Linked DNA regions of Homo sapiens: region 1 is linked to region 2. A link is an interaction called in ENCODE POLR2A ChIA-PET data of the cell type or tissue named here. Cell type or tissue: OCI-LY7. All regions are shown on one strand. Links, peaks and the distances in the headings refer to the core of each region. The heading gives the core; the rest is flanking DNA.

The links. Peaks named below come from ENCODE experiments on the same cell type or tissue, not always from the same donor. Only the 100,000 strongest peaks of a DNase experiment are listed, where the experiment ranks them.
Region 1: POLR2A ChIA-PET joins it to region 2 with 11 read pairs; 4 of 35 experiments call an interaction of 5 or more read pairs at or near these places.

Annotation. Positions count from the first base shown.
Region 1 is chr1:157,095,252-157,103,251 of GRCh38, reverse strand. ETV3L (ETS variant transcription factor 3 like) reads left to right here and starts at 3,444. Exons shown (of 5, transcript NM_001004341.2): 1 at 3,444-3,786; 2 at 3,874-4,111; 3 at 4,357-4,546; 4 at 5,264-5,384. The coding sequence starts at 3,729. In OCI-LY7, for the core only: no CTCF peak of the experiment used is centred there; no DNase peak of the experiment used is centred there.
Region 2 is chr1:157,178,062-157,187,998 of GRCh38, reverse strand. It overlaps LOC107985211 (a long non-coding RNA gene), which reads right to left. Exons shown (of 4, transcript XR_007066653.1): 2 at 4,747-5,139; 3 at 2,586-2,879; 4 at 1-1,038. Among named protein-coding and RNA genes, the nearest start is that of ETV3, 45 kb to the right of the region's middle. RefSeq lists an enhancer at 6,007-6,166. In OCI-LY7, for the core only: no CTCF peak of the experiment used is centred there; a DNase peak (open chromatin) is centred at 6,498.

The DNA.
Region 1 (8,000 bases), core at 1-8,000, 83 kb after region 2:
CGAACACTATAAATCTTGACTCAAGGTCTTGCTTTCCCCTCTTTTATTTAAGAGCTGTATGGCCTTAGGGAAGTTATGCAACCCCTCTGCTACCTCCTGTGAGGTTTCAGTATATGTCTATTTCAATCGCTTAAAGTAGTGCAGAGCACACTGAGTGTCTGGTCAGTGGTGGGGTTTATTATTCTCTTCTTGCCAGATCCTAAATCTACCCTAAGGTTTCATTCACATCCTTCAGACCAGAAAACACCATCAGACTCAGCAGGTGCCAGGGGGAGCCATAGGAAATTCTATCAGCTTCCTCCAGAGAACAGTCGTACCTTGGAATCTCTCAAAACTCACCTCTGCACCCTGCCCCATTTCCCAGCCCATTTTCCTAAGGTGAAGCAGAAGAGATCCTAATCAGATTGAGGTTTGACTGAGGAGGAATTTCCAAGTAGACAGGGAAGGAAAGGAGGTTGGAAGAGGAGTGGGGGCATCTGCTTCAGGGGAGGAAAGGGGAGAAGACTCCAGAATGTCAGCTGCCAGTTTAGAGACAGAGGGATGAGTAGGATAACCTATTCATGCAGATTCCAGGTGAGCTTGGATCTACTCACTGCCCTATTCACCTTAATTTCCAGAGACACTCTCAGTTCAGGCCACAATGTGTGCCTCCAAGCTCCCACCCCTAACTGCCTGTCTGTCAGTTTACATCCCTGGCACTGAGCATTCCCTGGGAAACGGAGAGCGAGAGACCAGATGATTTGGTGCCAGGAGTGGGAGGTGCCAGGATTCTTACAACCTGAAGTGTCTAGGGTTCCCTGACTTTCTGATATCCACAGCCTCTTTTTGCTGCATCCCATGGGTTCTATGGGTTCTCACTGCTCAAAGTATGGTCTGCAGACCAGCAGCAGCAGCATCACCTAGGAGCTTGTTAGAAGTGCAGAGTCAGCTGGGCGCGGTGGCTCACGCCTGTAATCCCAGCACTTTGGGAGGCCGAGGCAGGTGGATCACGAGGTCAGGAGATCGAGACCATCCTGGCTAACACAGTGAAACCCCATCTCTACTAAAAATACAAAAAATTAGCCGGGTGTGGTGGCGGGTGCCTGTAGTCCCAGCTACTCGGGATGCTGAGGCAGGAGAATGGCGTGAACCCGGGAGGCGGAGCTTGCAGTGAGCTGAGATTGCACCACTGCACTCCCGCCTGGGCAAAAGAGCAAGACTCTGTCTCAAAAAAAAAAAAAAAAAAAAAAAAGAAGTGCAGAGTCTTGGTTGGGCACGGTGGCTCACGCCTGTAATCCCAGTATTTTGGGAGGCCAAGGCGGGTGGATCACTTAAGGTCAGGAGTTTGAGACCAGCCTGGCCAACATAATGAAACCCCATTCCTACTAAAAATACAAAAATTAGCCAGTCGTGGTGATGGGTGCCTGTAGTCCTAGCTACTTGGGAGGCTGAGGTGGGAGAATTGCCTGTACCTGGAGGTTGCAGTGAGCTGAGATCATGCCACTGCACTGCAGCCTGGGTGACAGAGTGAGACTCTGTCTCAAAAAATAAATAAATAAATAAATAAATAATAGAAGTACAGAGTCTTAGGTCCCCCAAATCCCACTGAATCAGAATCCGTATTTTAAAGAGACCTTCAGATCATTCCTATTCGCATTAGAGTCTGAAAATCACCAACATAGATTTTTTTTTTTTTTAAGTCTTAAGGCAACTCAGTATATGAGAAAGTGCTATGGATTAGGAGTCAGGGGGCAGGGCAGCTAACTCACCACCTGTCTTTGGTCAAGTCATTTTCCCTGTCTGAGCCTCCTCTGGAAAGTGAGGAAGCAACTCCAGACAAATCCTCACATGCCCTCCAGACAAATCCTCACACGCCCTCCAGACCTCACAGCCTAATAAGTTCTCACTGAGACTACTGCACACTAACTCCACCAGAGATGGAGAGCCAGGCCCGGGTCACGTAACCCTGTTCACAGGCAGTCCTAAGCGCCCAGGAACCTCCCAATGCCCTGGCCCACCAGGAGCAGTTCCCATGTGCTGCATCCCCAAGGCAGCCTCTCCCAGTCCCTTTGCATATTGTTTCATCTTCCATTAGTTATAGTGGAAACCAGCCTTTTGCACCATCCAGAAGGCTTTCTGTTCCATCCAGAAGGCTTTAGAGCTTAGATATTTTGTTCTCTTTTCCTATATCAGGCAAGTCTATCTCACTAGGGCTCATTCCATAAACTCCCCACCCTTCTCAGCGGAGAACCACAAGATTCCCGGTTCCTGTCCATGGTTCACCAATTCAACAAATATCTATAAAGCACCTTTGAGTACGATGTCCTGTGCTACGATGGGATCTGGGGAGCCAGCAGAGGAGAACAAGACAGCTAGGGTTGCTGATCTCGGAGCTGACACTCTGAGCGGGATACAGATGTTCAACAAAGAAGACACTATCTATAAGTCCATTACCATTCATTCATTCGATCAGCAATCATTTATTGAACACCTATTTTGCGCCAGGCCCTTGGGACTGGCAAAAAAAAGCCCATAAAAATTCCTGCTCGTCTGGGCACGGTGGCTCACACCTGTAATCCTAGCACTTTGGGAGGCGGAGGCAGGCGGATCACCTGAGGTCAGGAGTTTGAGACCAACCTAGCCAACAGGGCGAAACCCTGTCTCTACTAAAAATACAAAAATACGCTGGGCATGGTGGTGGGCACATGTAATCCCATCTACTCAGGAGGCTGAGGCAGAAGAATCGCTTGAACCTGGGAGGCAGAGGTTGCAGTGGGCCGAGATCTCACCACTATACTCCAGCCTGGGTGACAGAGCGAGACTCCATCTCAAAAAAACAAACAAACAAACAAAAAAACCAAATTCCTGCTCTTCTCAAATGTCAAATTGTTTGAAATACAGTAAAGGCGGCCAGGTGCAGTGGCTCACACTTGTAATCCCAGCACTTTGGGAGGCCGAGGTGGGCGGATCACGAGGTCAGGAGTTCGAGACCAGCCTGGCCAACATGGTGAAACCCCATCTCTACTAAAAATAAAAAATAAAAAAAATTAGCTGGGCGTGATGGCATGCACCTGTAATCCCAGCTACTCGGGAGGCTGAGGCAGGAGAATTGCTTGAATCTAGGAGGCGGAGGTTGCAGTGAGCCGAGATCACCCCATTGCACTCCAGCCTGGGCGACAGGGTGAGACTCTGTCTCAAAAAAAATAAAAAAAGAAAGAAAGAAAGAAAAAAAAGAAATACTGTAAAGGCACAGGTATGTGTATATGCCACCTCCTTCCCACTCAAGATTTAGAATGAGCCCATGATTAATTACATTTCCTTTTGTCTTCTCTTGGGAAAAACTCCAATCCTGTTAAGCCCTAAGAAGAGATCTCATTCTCTGTCTAAATCCCCCAGCAGGGGCAGGATATAGGACCCTTTGCACTTCTCTCCATCTATATAAGTAGCTCAGCCGGAAGCCCTGAGTCCGAGTCAGCCCTGGGCAGCGGGGAGGTCCCCAGAGGGGGCTGGGCCCTGTCTGGGTATGGGGAAGCTTGCTGCCTCTGGTTCCCTTTTCTCCCCTTCACTGGCAACCTCTTGTCCCTTCCCTTTTCTCTCTTTCTTTCCTGACCCTCTCCCTTCCTTCCTTCTTTCCCTCCATTTTTCCTTCCTCTTTCACTGTCCTCCCCTCTGCCTCCTTCCTTCCCTTCCTCTTAAGTGGTGACCATTTCCCCAAGGCCCAGACACAGCCCATCTCGCCGGAGTGGACCATGCACTGCAGCTGCTTGGCTGAGGGCATCCCAGCCAACCCCGGCAACTGGATCTCAGGTGAGCCTCTTGGCCGGGCCTACCCCCTGCTCCAACGGTGGCCTAGGGCAGGGCCTCCAGAGCCCTCACTCTCCCCTCTCCACCCAGGGTTGGCCTTCCCTGATTGGGCCTACAAAGCCGAGTCGTCCCCAGGCTCCCGGCAGATCCAGCTGTGGCACTTCATCCTGGAGCTGCTGCAGAAGGAAGAGTTCCGCCATGTCATCGCCTGGCAGCAGGGAGAGTACGGGGAATTTGTCATCAAGGATCCAGATGAGGTGGCCCGCCTCTGGGGCCGCAGGAAATGCAAACCACAGATGAATTATGACAAGCTGAGCCGGGCCCTCAGGTGAGAGGAGGCGGCTGACATGGCCAAAGAGGGGGGATTTCAAGGAAAAGGGCCGTGGTTTCTGGTACCCCTGCTGACTCCCACCCCTCCAAGGCTTGGGAAGTGTCCTGGCCTGTGGTGAGCAGCCTAGTGGTTCTCGGGGAACAGCTTAGGGTCAGCCCGGCTAGGGAGGAGAATGTGACTGGGTCCCTGACTCTATTCTCTGACTGCTGGGCCAACTCTATTCTCAACTTCGAATTCTCCAGATATTACTACAATAAGAGGATCCTGCATAAGACCAAAGGCAAAAGGTTCACATACAAGTTCAACTTCAGCAAGCTCATCGTAGTCAACTATCCTTTGTGGGAAGTGCGGGCGCCGCCATCCCCCCACTTGCTGCTGGGGGCCCCTGCCCTGTGTCGGCCAGCGCTGGTGCCCGTGGGTGTGCAGAGTGAGGTAAGAGCGGAGGTGGCCCCTGTCTCAGGGCTCCACCAGGTCCTACCCCTCTGCCCAGGAGGCTCCCCACCCTCCTCTTTGCCTCTGGGGCCCATCAGCCTCCAGTTTTCTTCTCCTCCTGCATCCTAGACCCTGAGTGCCCCAGAGGCAGGGGTATTAACAATCCAGGTGGTACAGGACCCACCTGTGAGAAAGGGTGGCTCCTTCTGTCCTAGTCGCCACTCCTTTAGGGGTGGATCAGAGGGAAGGGCCCAGGGCATCTGAGACTGTAGGCAGCCGTGGCAGTGGGCTTTTAACAATGGGTATGAGAGGCCAGGCGTGGTGGCTCACACCTGTAATCCCAGCACTTTGGGAGGACGAGGTGGACGGATCATTTGAGGTCAGGAGTTCGAGACCAGCCTGGACAACGTGGCAAAACCCCATCTCCAATAAAAATATAAAAGTAGCTGGGCATGGTGGCACATGTCTGTAATCCCAGCTACTAGGGAGGCTGAGGCAGGAGAATCGCTTGAACCCAGGAGGCAGAGGTTGCAGTGAGCCAGGATGGCGCCACTGCACTCCAGCCTGGGTGACAGAGCAAGACTCCAACTCAAAAAAAAAAAAATCGGTATGAGAGTATTTCATTGTTTTAGCAACTGGCTAACAGTACCAGATTGTACTGGAGGATACATGCCAAGGAGAGCCCATCACACCTCGCACCTACTTCTCACCCCTCAGCTCCTGCACAGCATGCTATTTGCCCATCAGGCCATGGTGGAGCAGCTGACAGGACAGCAGACCCCCCGAGGGCCACCAGAGACCTCTGGGGATAAGAAGGGGAGCAGCAGCAGCGTCTACCGTGAGTGCTCAAGGCTGGGAGGGCCCAGGGGGATCTTAGCCAGAGGAGGGAGGGCCCTCCTGGCTGAGTACATGGCTGAGGGGGCATGAGACAAGGGATACTATGTAACTCATTCATTCATTCGACCAACATTTATTGAACACCAGCTATTTACTAAGTGCGGGGGTTCAGAGATGAAAGGCTCAAGAGGCTCAGAACCTAGTGGGGAGCAGAGATGGGATTACTGCCAGCGACTGCTGCTGGCATTCAGGTAAGCACTAGGTGCTGTGCATTCAGGCCCAGAGAAGGAACTGGGGCTTCCCAGAGGACACAACACTGGGGCAGGTGAAGGAGGTGGGAAAAGATGCCTAAGCAGAGGGAATAGCATTTATTTATTCTTTTTTTTTTTTTTTTTTTTGAGACGGAGTCTCAGTGTTGCCCAGGCTGGAACACAGTGGCAGGATCTCAGCTCACTGCAGCCTCTGCCTCCCAGGTTCAAGTGATTCTCATGCCTCAGCCTCCTGAGTAGCTGGGACTACAGACATGCACCACCACGCCCAGCTAATTTTTGTATTTTTAGTAAAGACGGGGTTTCACCATGTTGGCCAGGCTGGTCTCAAACTCCTGACCTCAGGTGATCCACCCGCCTCAGCCTCCCAAACTGCTGGGATTACAGGTGTGAGACACCACACCCAGTCAGAAATAGCATTTATAAAGCAAAAAGCTGTGAACAAGTGTAGCAAATCTGGAGAACAGCTGGTAGTTTGCTGTTGGAGAGCAAGTCTTGCGATGCGGTGGGAACAAGCAGGACGGATGAGAGACAGGGCTGGCAAGGCAAACAGGTGTCAGGCCACAGAGGCCGCACAAGCCATGCTAAGGGAGCAGGACTTTCTCCTGTGGGCAGGAGGGACTGGGAGGGAGATCCATGGTCAGACTTTCATTTTATTTTACTTTCTTTTATTATTTTTTGAGATGGCGTTTTGCTCTTGCTGCCCAGGCTGGAGTGCAATGGCACAATCTCGGCTCACTGCAACCTCCGTCTCCTGGGTTCAAGCGATTCTCATGCCTCAGCCTCCCAAGTAACTGGGATTACAGGCATGCGCCACCACCTTGGCTAATTTTGTATTTTTAGTAGAGACCAGGTTTCTCCATGTTGGTCAGGCTGGTCTTGAACTCCTGACCTCAGGTGATCCGCCTGCCTCGGCCTTCCAAAGTGCTGGGATTACAGGCGTGAGCCACCGCGCCCTGCCAGACTTTCATTTTATAAAGATGACTGTGTGTGTGTAGAGTTTGGGTTGGAGGAAGCATAAGACTGGAGTTGGGAGGCTTTTGAAGATAATCTAGGCAGGAGATGATGGGGCGGTAACCAAGACAACGGCCATGGGATGAAGAAGGAGGCTCAGCTGGAGAGAGATTGGGAAGATAGGGTTCATTCACTCATTCACTCACTCATTCATTTCTTCTTTCAACAGATGCTTAATGACCTCCTGTTTAATTTGCCAGGCACTGTCCTAGGGGCTAGGAAGCCAATGTGAGCAACACTGCCTTTATGGGACTTATAGGCAAGGGGGGTGCAGATATTCAACTAATGATCGATAAGTGATTATAACTGTGCTAACTGCTGCAGAGGAGAAGTGCAGGGTGCCGAGGGCATCAGGGAAGACTTCCTTGACAAAGTGACACTTGAGATGACACCCAAAGTATACGTGAGTGTCAGCTTAGCTCAGAGGGAGTAGGGAGAGCATGGCGAGCGAGAGAATAGTGTGTGCAATGGCCCTGGAACAGAGGGCGAGCGAGAGAATAGTGCATGCAATGGCCCTGGAACAGAGAGACTGGGAGAAGGCCAGTGCAGAAACACATGGCCAATGAGTGGGAGAAGAGGTGGAAATGGAGGCAGACATCAGCTCTTACAGAGGCTGTGAGCTGGGAACTGACAGTATCAGATTTTCTGTGAAAAAGATCACAGAGACACTTGGCCAAACCAAGGCTCTTGTGCAGAGGTCAAAGAATTGCCCCTCTACTCCAGCCAATTTCATGGAAGAAGGATCCATGGCCTTCACCCCACCCCTGAGCTGCTGGGGGCCCAAGCTCTGCACCCCTGGGAGTGCAGCTGAGGCCATGGGTGTGGGGTGCTCCAGGGCCTGCTGGGACTCGCTGGGCCTGGTCTGGCAGCCTGGAGCTAAATAGCACCTGAACAGTCCTCCCTGTTTCTCCACCCCCACCCACCCCGTCCCAGCTCTGGGAATGCCTTGGGCAGAGAGCTTCTCTCTTTAGGAAACTATAAGGGAAAGAAAAAAGTGTTCCCTCTCCAGGTGGATAGTGGTAGAAAAAAAAAAAGAAAGAAAGAAAGAAAGAAAAAAGTGTTCCCTCCCAAGCCCCACTTGGAGTGGGCTATTTTGCACCTCCCTCCCCTCTGCAGGCAAACACACATGCCCTGCCTATGCTTTGGCCCTAAGGGATGCTAAGCAGGTATAGGTCACCAGAAGATTGGAAGCAGCCACATGCCCCACTTCTAGATTGAGATTCCAGAAGCCTGTGCCAGCCCCTCACCTCCACCCCTCACTCAGAGCATTTGGTGCCAAGAAAGGAAGCTGCTTCCGGGAGTGCCAGGTCTATTGAGCCGGAGGCAGGGAGCTG
Region 2 (9,937 bases), core at 1,938-9,937:
ATTGGTGGGAATAAAAACAACGACAACAGCAACAGCTTGATGGAGAATGGGAACACAACTGCCCAAACTTCACAAATGTACTTGGGGCTCCGCCATGCCTAAAGCTGAGTGTCAGACATCAACCAATGCTCTCTGACAAGTCAGGCACTGATTTAACTGATTTGCTTTTCCTCCTGAAACTTTGTTGCTTTCCTATAGGAAATCCCGCCCTTGCCCTCATCCTGAGAGATGGCCTTTTCTGGAGCTGCTTTCCCTCCCAGATGTGTATAAAGAATGAATCGCTTTGTTTTACATGAATTTGTTCTCATTTGTTCATGGCAACTGGAAAGGTATATGGTGTCTGCATGGGGTGGAATAGAGTTTGGTCTTTACCCCATGTCACAGTCAGCAGAAAAGATGAGGTGCATCCACAGAGATGGGGATTAATTAGCTAAATGGAATTAAGCTACAAAATTGTCTTAATTGTTTCCTTTGACTTCACAGTGACTGAGCATTGTAAAAGATTCAAATAACATAAAATATTACATTATATATATAAACTAAAAAGAAGCAAACCTTGAGGAATTCCTCACCTCTGAGTGAGCCACTGTTGGTAATCTGTCATGTAGTATAGATTTTATTCTGTGCTTATCTTTCTATCTACCTATCTATACACTTTTACAAAAATTAAATCATACCATGCATTGCTGTTCAGTTTTTTCCAGTAACAAATATCTTGGACATGTTAACTCGATGCTATATCTAGGGTTATTCATATAGCTAAACAATGACATTCTTTCAGGAGAAAGAGAACCCAGATTCTAGTGGGGGAGGGGAGATATCTGGGCCTCGATGGAGAAATGCAACCTGCCTATTCCTGTCTCCTCCCGCTCCTCCTCCTCCTTCTGCTCCTCTTCCTCTTCTTCCTCTTCATCTTTCTTCTTCTTCTTCTTCCCACATTTCTTCCAGAGGTATAGCCCAGCTCCCAGGATCAACAGCACAAATGCAATGACTCCAAGAATATCTCGCGAAGGAGAGCCGTGTCCAGTCTACATGAACCTGTTCTCCCAGACAGAGAGTGAAAAAGGCTAAGGCAGGAAATAACTTGACATAACCATTGCCAAGAGGAGACAGAGGGAGAAAGCAGGTGGAGCAGTGGGAAGGAGCCTGGTGCAGAAGCTGCAGAGGGAGGAGCATGACAAGTCCATTCATTCAACTGGTTAAGAGCTGTTGCTTGGTGCCAGGAATGCTGAGATGCACAAGACGATGTCCACAGCAGCCCAGCACACAGGAGGGAAGACAGAAAATACCAACTGCCAGACAGAGGGATCGCAGCTGCAATAGAGGTTTACACCTTGTACAAGGTCATCAGGGAGGGCCTCCCAGAGGAGGTGCTGGCTAAACTGAGGCTTGAAGCGGGAGTAAGAGTTTCTCAGATATTCAGGGTGGGGCATTCCAGGAAGAAGGAGCACCACACTTAGGAAATTACTGTGTCAAAACACCAGCCCTGGGAGTTGCCAGCACCCCATTGCAGCAGGAGAGGAACAGGGCAGGGAGGAACCATGGCAAGGAGAGTCAGAGGGGGCAGGAGTCTGTGCCCAGAGGGCCTTGTTGTCACGCTAAGTACTGAACACTCCAGGATGGAGGACAGGGGAGGAGGTAACGGGTGGTTTAAAGGGATGCTGACACATCAGAGCTCTCCGGCAGCTCCTGGAGGAAAGGTTAGAGAAGATGTGACTGCACCAGGGTACCAAGTCATTCATTCATCCAATGAACACTGATTGTGAGCAAACTTTGCCAGAAGCTGTACTTGGCACAGGGATTCAAAGGAGAACATGATGGTGGCCTCTGCCTGAGGGCATTGCCATCTACAGAGCAAAGACATAACCCCACCACTACTACTCTGTGTGGGGTGCCATGGACGCTCCCTAAAGGATTGCTGCCTAAGTTCAGGACTGGATACATAACTGAAAAGGCCCTATGCAGAATGAAAATAGGAAGCCCTTGTTCAAACTTATTAACAGAACTTTAAACCAAACATGGGGCCTTTACATGGTCTTCACCCCATGAAGCAGAAGTGAAGGACACAGGACTTGGGATGGCTGATACAGAAAATCCAGCATGTGCAGAAGCCCAGAAGCTTGCAATGGCAGGATACATTCAGAGAACTATAGCAAGCAGTTTGGTGTGAAGAGAGCAGATGAGGCTAGCAACGTGGACAGAGGTGCATCTAAGCTCTGAATCATACGGAGAGTGGCTGGAATCAGGTTCCCACAGATGACACAGACAATGGCACAAGCTGTCCTGCTTTTCTCAAAGCCCACTCTGGATGCCCAGTGGAGGATGGATGGAGTGGGAGAGCTCCCGGAAGGCTGCTGCCTTTACCAATAAGGACATGGTGGGGTTGTGGGGAGGAGGGCATCGGTGGGAGAGATGGTTAAGGGCAGAAGCAAGGTGGATGTGACTCCCACACTGCTGTGTGTGGTGAGCAGGTGGAAGGTGGTGCTAATGCACATGGTGGAGAATAGAGCCCAGAACCATTAAACCCCAGTACTGCCTGAGCTCAGGAAGCCCCTCCTATCTTGCAGGCTACACTCACCACTCACCTTGACACAGGCTTCCCCAAGGTAAGGTTACATCTTTCTGATCTACCTAGTTGCTGACCACACAGGTGAGATTGCTGTTCCGCTGGCTCAGGGGCAGGTCCACAGCCAGGATCCAGGGGTTAGGGGCTGGTCCTCGTGTTTCTCTGTGCTCCAGCTCTCTGAGGAGGTCCTTGCTCTCCCAAGTCACATTCAGGTCCTCTGTGGCTCCTGGAGCCCTACAATCCAGGGTGATGTTACACAAGCCTGGTATGATAGACAGTGACTTGGCCAGGATCTCAGGATGAGGCACAGGCTCTGGGGAAGAAAGAGACAGAAGAAAGACACCTCACATTTGTGGAGAACATTGCACATCACACTTTCTTATCATTTTCTCATTAAAGCCATGGCATGCTCCCTATAGGAAAAGTGGGTGTGGGTGTATTCTACAGATAAAACACAATTTGCTCAAGGCCAAATACTGAGCAAATGACAAGGGAAGCCACTGAGTTCAGCTCCATGTTGGTTTCCTAGATTGAATAGGTCTTAAAACTGTCCCAAAGAAAATAGAAGCTGGACTCAACCCTCCCAGAGCCTTTTTTTTTTTTTAAATTAGGGTCTTTCCAGGAAAGAAAAAGTCTGGGATATAAGGGCTTATTCTGGCCCAGGTTCCTTCACCTGCATCCCCAGCTGAGGCCAAGCTGGGGACCGCACAACCCTTGAGGGACAGGACATCAGGTCAGCTCTGGGAGGCCAGAGAAAGGCCCATGCTCCCAAAAGTGGACGTGTCTATGGAGGATGCAGTGGTCACGAATAGAAACAATGACTCTGAATGTGGTTAGAAAGTGCCACTGGATCTGGGAGCCGTGGCTCACGCCCGTAATCCCAGCACTTTGGGAGGCCATGGCAGGCGGATTGCTTGAGCTTAGGAGTTTGAAACCAGCCTGGACAACATGGTGAAACCCCGTCTCTAGAAAAAATACAAAAATGAGCCAGGTGTGGTGGCGGTCTCCTGGAATCCCAGCTACTTGTGGGGGCAGAGGTGGTATGATCGCTTGAGCCAGAAAGTTGAAGCTGCAGTGAGCTGTATTTATGCCACTGTGCTCCAGCCTTCCAGCCTGGGTGACAAAGTAAGGCCCTGTCTCAAAACCAACAACAACAACAACAAAAGAACATGCTACTGAACCTGTGGTGCAGACAGAAGAGAGGAATATGATTCACAGGCCAGCCTGAGAAATCACATGGGACCTAAAGCTGCAAAAGCCACTCTCTCCATGGCAGGATATTCCCCCATGCAGAGAGGAACTTTAGGGAAAGAAAGAGTTGGCTAAACTAGTTTCCTAAGAAGTGTCGCAGTGTAAACTTTCTCCTACGCCTACGGAGGCTTTGAGAGCCAGATTTGTGGTGGCTCATGTGACTGAGGCTGGCCCTGGGCTGGGGCTGAGTGAGAGGGGAGGACTTCATTCACAGGGATTCCCAACTGTGGTAGGCAGAACAGTGGCCTCCAAAATGTTTAGGACCAATCCTGGTAACCTGGGAATAAGTTAGCTGCAAGGCAAGGGGAATTAAGTTCCCAGATGGAATTAAGGTTGCTAATCAGCTGACCTTAAAATAGGGAGATGATTCTGAATTCCCAAACACTAACATCAGTGTTCTATTAGGAAATACAGGAAGATGGCCATGAGCCATGGGACGCCAGCAGCCACTAGCAGGTGAAAAACGCAAGAAAATGGCTTCTCCCCGGAGCCCTGAGAAAGAACACAGCCCTGCCACCACCTTCATTTTAGCTCATGGATACTTGTGTCACATCTCTAGCCTACAGCACAGTGAGATAATAAGTTTGTGTTGCCTTCAGCCAATAATTTTTGGTAGTTTGTTACATTAGCGATAAAAAACTACTATACAAATTAATGTTAATCGTATATAGGATGATTAATGTTATTGGAAAAATTGCTATTTTCCTGAATTTCCATTTCCTGTCCCAAAACACTGAAGAGATTTTCTTCCTGCTGTGAATCTCAGCTCTGCTCTGTATCTCTGGGGACCTCATGTGCCTTATTTTAGTGGAGAAAATGGAGTCTGAAGACTGGTGTCTGAATGGAACCCTGCATGGGGCCTATGTGACACTCTAGGGACAAAAAAAGCAGGTAAGCCAGAGGATGGGGGAGGGAGGGGTGTCACTCACCATAGACAGTGAGGTAGAAAACCTGGCCAGATAATTGTCCCCCAGTTAAATGGATCATGGCCATGTACTGCCCACTGTCTTCAGGGGCCAGGTTCTCAATCCTCAGAGACAACACGCTAGGCACATGGACCCTCTGCTTGAACTTTTCCTCAAGGCCGACCCAGGTTGGAGAGTCGGCCCCCCTGTGGACTCACAGCACCTGTGTATGATTTGACAGAGTACCCAAAGTCCATACAACCTCCTCCAGCTCGGCGTCTACATCTACTCTGAGCTTCTCAATCACATTCAACAACACAGAACCTCCTCGGATCCCCTTCAGACAAATGTGAGCTCCAGAATCCTTCACTGCAGGGCCATGTGCTCCAGAAGTGTTGGCTGTTGTGCTGCAGACACCTAGGGCATGGAAACAGGAAACATGAGTATTTCCTCAGCAAGAACAAATGAGAGAACCACAGAACTTTCTATTTTAGTAAAATTTATCCAATATACTCCCTTGATTTTAGGAATAAAGCTAGTACAACAAGTCTGAAGCAATTCTGAGAGCAAGTCCTGGTTCTTGTGGAGTGTAATGTCTAAGTATTTTGTACAATTTTGGTATAAAAATGGACACTAAACATCAGTGTTCTGGCCAGATGTGGTGGCTCAGGCCTGTAATCCCCGCACTTTAAGAGGCTGAGGCAGGTGGATCGCCTGAGGTCAGGAGTTCAAGACCAGGCTGGCCAACATGGTAAAACCGAAACCCTGTCTTTACTAAAAATACAAAAATTAGCCAGGCATGGTGGTGTGCGCCTGTGATCCCAGCTACTCAGCAGGCTGAGGCAGGAGAATCGCTTGAACCCAGGAGGCAGAGGTTGCAGTGAGCCAAGATCATGCCACTGTACTCCAGCATGGGCAACAAGCAAGACTCCATCTCAAAAATAATAATAATAATAATAAAGTGTTCTATTTAATCTGAAGCTCAAAGAAACAGCCATTTTTTCCACCTGGATAAATGTGGGCATTCATTAGACTTGCTGGGAGATAACACTCCAGTCTCCTGTATGGCACTTTCCTAACAGATTTTCAGGAATAATTCTGGCCAAAACAGTGTTTGTCTTACTTCTTGCAGCATTGCCTGGAACCAGTGAAATAGAAATTAGTGTTTTCTGCTGAGCAGACAGAAACTGAAAAGGTCTGGCTGAGGATTGTATTAGTGGCTTCTAAATGCCACAGCTGCAGCAGGCCTTCCTGAGTGAGGGCTGACCCCGAAGACCCCTCTCAGGAGCAGAGGCAGAGAAAGCAGAGGGTCACGTGGAGGGGACTGAGAGAGGAGGAGTCCCTTCCTCCCTTGAGGGCTGAGGAAGTGGCCACAGGGACACCCAGGGCCTTCTCTCTGAAGAAGCCTGAAATAGGCTCACTGGCTGTCAGTGCCCGTCAGGCCACAGGATAGGACAGGACAGGATGGGGAGACAGAGCAGAGACCTTGATAGAGCCACAGGAGTCACCAAATCCCAGAACCTCACTGCTGAGAGGGGACTCAAGGATGATCTGTCCAAGCTCCTGCTTTTATTACAGAGTAGGCACTCTCTATGGGGTAGACCTGTCCTGAGTCACACAGGGCAGAGCCACACCTGGAGCCCAATTTCCTCCCCCAGCCCAGGGCCTCCCCTGCAGGACGCTGCCCATGAGCTCTTCCATCCTCACCTGCCCTCCCCGGAGCTCAGCTGCACTGTCGTCTGAGCCCACCAGGCCCTGAGCAGCTGCCGGGGTCTCCACCCCAACTGCCCTCTCCTGAAAAGGGGAAGCAGCTACTTTCAGTGGCTGAGCAGAGCAGGGACTTCTGGCTAGCAGAGGGTTAAACAGGCAGCCTGGACAGACCCCACTTCCTGGACGAGGGAACTGGGAACCAGAAAGAGAGGAGGCTCAGCCCTCAGGCTGCCAGGGAGGATCTGCCCCAGAAGGTGGATGATGAGCATAGCAGGGAGGAAGATGAAGATTCAGAGAGGGAAGGAAGGCAGCAGGAGCTCTCTGATCTACAGAGATGCTAATCCTGAAGAAGAAAAAACAAGCCAGGGAGCAGGTGGTCATTTACAAGGTGGAGTTAAACATTCATTTAAACTGTATAAAATTTTAAATCCTGTCATCAGCATAAAAGATTGTTCATTTTTATCCAGGCATGGTAGTGCACACCTGTAGTCCTAGCTACTTGGGGGGCTGAGGCTGGAGGATCACTTGAGCCCAGGAGGTCGAGGCTGCAGTGAGCCAAGATCACACCATTGCACTCCAGCCTGGGAGACAAAGTAAGACCCTGTCTCAAAAAAGAAAAAAAAAAAAATATATATATATATATATATAGTCCATTTGTCTGACATAGCTCCCATCACCACACTCACAAACCAACAATTCATGTTTGATGCCCAAACTGCGCTTCTTGGTACCATCTCCATTGTCTCATGTCTCTGTCTGGAGCCCCTAATGCAAAGACCCTTTCTCCTCCAACTCCCTGCTGGCAGACACTGGGTGGGCATTCAGTAAATCTTGTTATTGTTATGGTCAGGGGCTCCCCAGAAGTCAAGGACCACCCTCACCTGCAACTGCCTCTGTCTCTGGGAAATTATATGTGAGCTGAGCCACCCTCAGGCTCCCTCCTTCCCTTCCACACTTCCCCATCCAAACACATGTTCAGGAAGGGTGTTAGAGTTTAAGAATGATGAGGACAAATTCCTCATTTCCACTACATCATCACTGCTTCATCCCCATCTTCCTCCCTGGGTCAAGGGTGAACTGGAACAAGGACTATCCAGAAACCAAAGGAAAAATGCATCCAATTATGGAGCTTCGGGATTCTTGCAAGGACGCAGAGCAATTTCACAATGATGTTCCTTCTGCGGACAGCCTCTGACCAAATTCCACAGCAAGAGGTCTTGTCTCATTCAGTACCACACCACTGGGACAACCAATTTCATTCTTTCCCAGTAATTTCCTGAGAGAATCACTTTCTTTGTCTGGACACGGATCTCCTACCCCTAAAATGAGAAATTCTAAGTCCTTTCCTTCTTTCTCTCCCTCCCTTCCTTCCTTCCATTCTTTCTTTATTTTTCTTTGTATCTTCAGAAATCTTCCAACCCCCATGCCTACAAGGAAAACTCTATACAACTGAACATATTTCCAGGTAAATAACATTGTAGAAGTGGAGAACGCCTACATTTTGCTGACTACAGAAGGTTACCTATGTAAAGAGGACGTAGCCCTATTTCTAAGCCCATTGTTTTTTCAAGACATCCTGTTTTACAAATGCTCTCTAATCTGCTCAATTTCATATAATTCCCTGCAAGTTCAAGTATTGGCTGGAATATTAAAACAAAAAAAATTATAACCATAAAACTTCCACAAAAATTCATCTTTACTATGTCTTATTTTGTCATTAATTTTGACCTAATTTCATTGTATATACAAACATATAATCTTAAATAGAGTCATGAATGTGATATACAGCCTAGACTAGGACAGTCTTTCTTTCAGTTTCCTTTTTTGCTTAATTCCCTGTGTTCTCTGCTTTTTCTCCCTCCATTTTTCCTGCCCAAATTCATGCTCTGTTGTAGCCCATGTTAGCAATCTACTGATTCCTTCCACATTGCCAATATAGTCTTAAAAACATGTGACTGTAAAGATGTAAACCCTTAAATTTTGGAAGCTGCTTTTCCTTTTATAAAGTAAGGATTTCATTGTGTTTCATTTCCTGAACTTGCTGCTAGGATTCCATACCTCATACTTCAAAAAAATTTAAAACTCCTTCCAGGAAACTGAACTATTTCTTTTTGTAAGCCTCCATAATATTCCATGGTACAGATACTCCTCAGTTTGGTCAATCATTCATGAATTGATGGGCACCTCCTCTTTTTTCCAGGGTTTTTCCCTACAACAGTGCTGTGATAAACATGGTTTCACCTGCGGCCTCCAGGACCTGAGCAGCATTTCAGGGTGGAGGGAAAGGCAACTCTCAGGGACAATAAAGGGATCCTCCTGTGGTATTCATTTTAGGCAAAGATAAATGCTGGTTAATATTTTAAATGAAAACTATTTGGCCAGGCGCAGTGGCTCACATCTGTAATCTCAGTACTTTGGGAGGCTGAGGCAGGCGGATCACGAGGTCAGGAGATCGAGACCATCCTGGCCAACATGGTGAAACCCCGTCTCTACTGTAGCTGGGTGTGGTGGCGGGCACCTGTAGTCCCAGTTACTCAGGAGGCTAAGGCAGGAGAATCTCTTGAACCCAGGAGGCAGAGGTTACAGTGAGCCAAGATCACACCACTGCACTCTAGCCTGGTGAGAGAGCGAGACTCCATCTCAAAAAAAAAAAAAAAAAAAAAAAAAAAAAGAAAAGAAAACTATTGCAAATTACACAAACAATTTTAAGATAAACCTGAGACCTCCAAGTGTCCTCTCCTTTGTGATGACCTGTGAGCCCCAAGCCCAGGCAGGGGAGTTCATATTCACTCTCCTTTTTCAACGGAGAAGCCCAGGACAGAGGAGCTTCTTCCAGTTCAGACAGCAGGGTTCTAGTTCTGCCCCTCCTCCACAGGACAGCTGCAAAGACCGTCAGAGCACCTCTGAGTTCCTGGCTGGGAATGTATTGTTCCCACCCTCTCTTCCCCAGGAGACAGGTAGTTTGTCTGTCTTCATCCCTCTTTCCAGGCAGGTAGTTTGTCTGTCTCCATCCCTCTTTCCAGGCAGTATCAGGCCACCCTCCTACTGCAGCAGAAGCGGCCCCACCTCCCTGGTAAAGGTTCCCTCAATACCACCAAGACTGCCCTAGTTCAGGGTTCCCAGCCTCCTCACCACCAAAAGGACTTTTTGTTATTTCTATCCTGGGGCTCCAACCAAATATGCTGCATTTGTAAATCATAACAGAGTGGTTTTCTCTTTTTGTGGCCCAAAGACAGCGGAACCTGAACAGCCCACCCAGTGGTCAGACCCAGCTAGCCCAGCCCCACCCAACTGCCCTCCCTTCCCAGGAACCCTGCACTCACTGAGGAGGAGATTGATGAATCCCAGGAGCCCTGAGTCCCAGCAGAGGGACTGGCCCCAGAGCAGGGCCCCATGGCAGGCTGCCTGCTGCTTGTTCAGCTGCAGAAGAAACATAGGAAGAAACGAAGGCAAGAGGGAAGGACAAGTTTGAGCACAGGAGCCCTTCCCCACTTTAAGGGTGGGG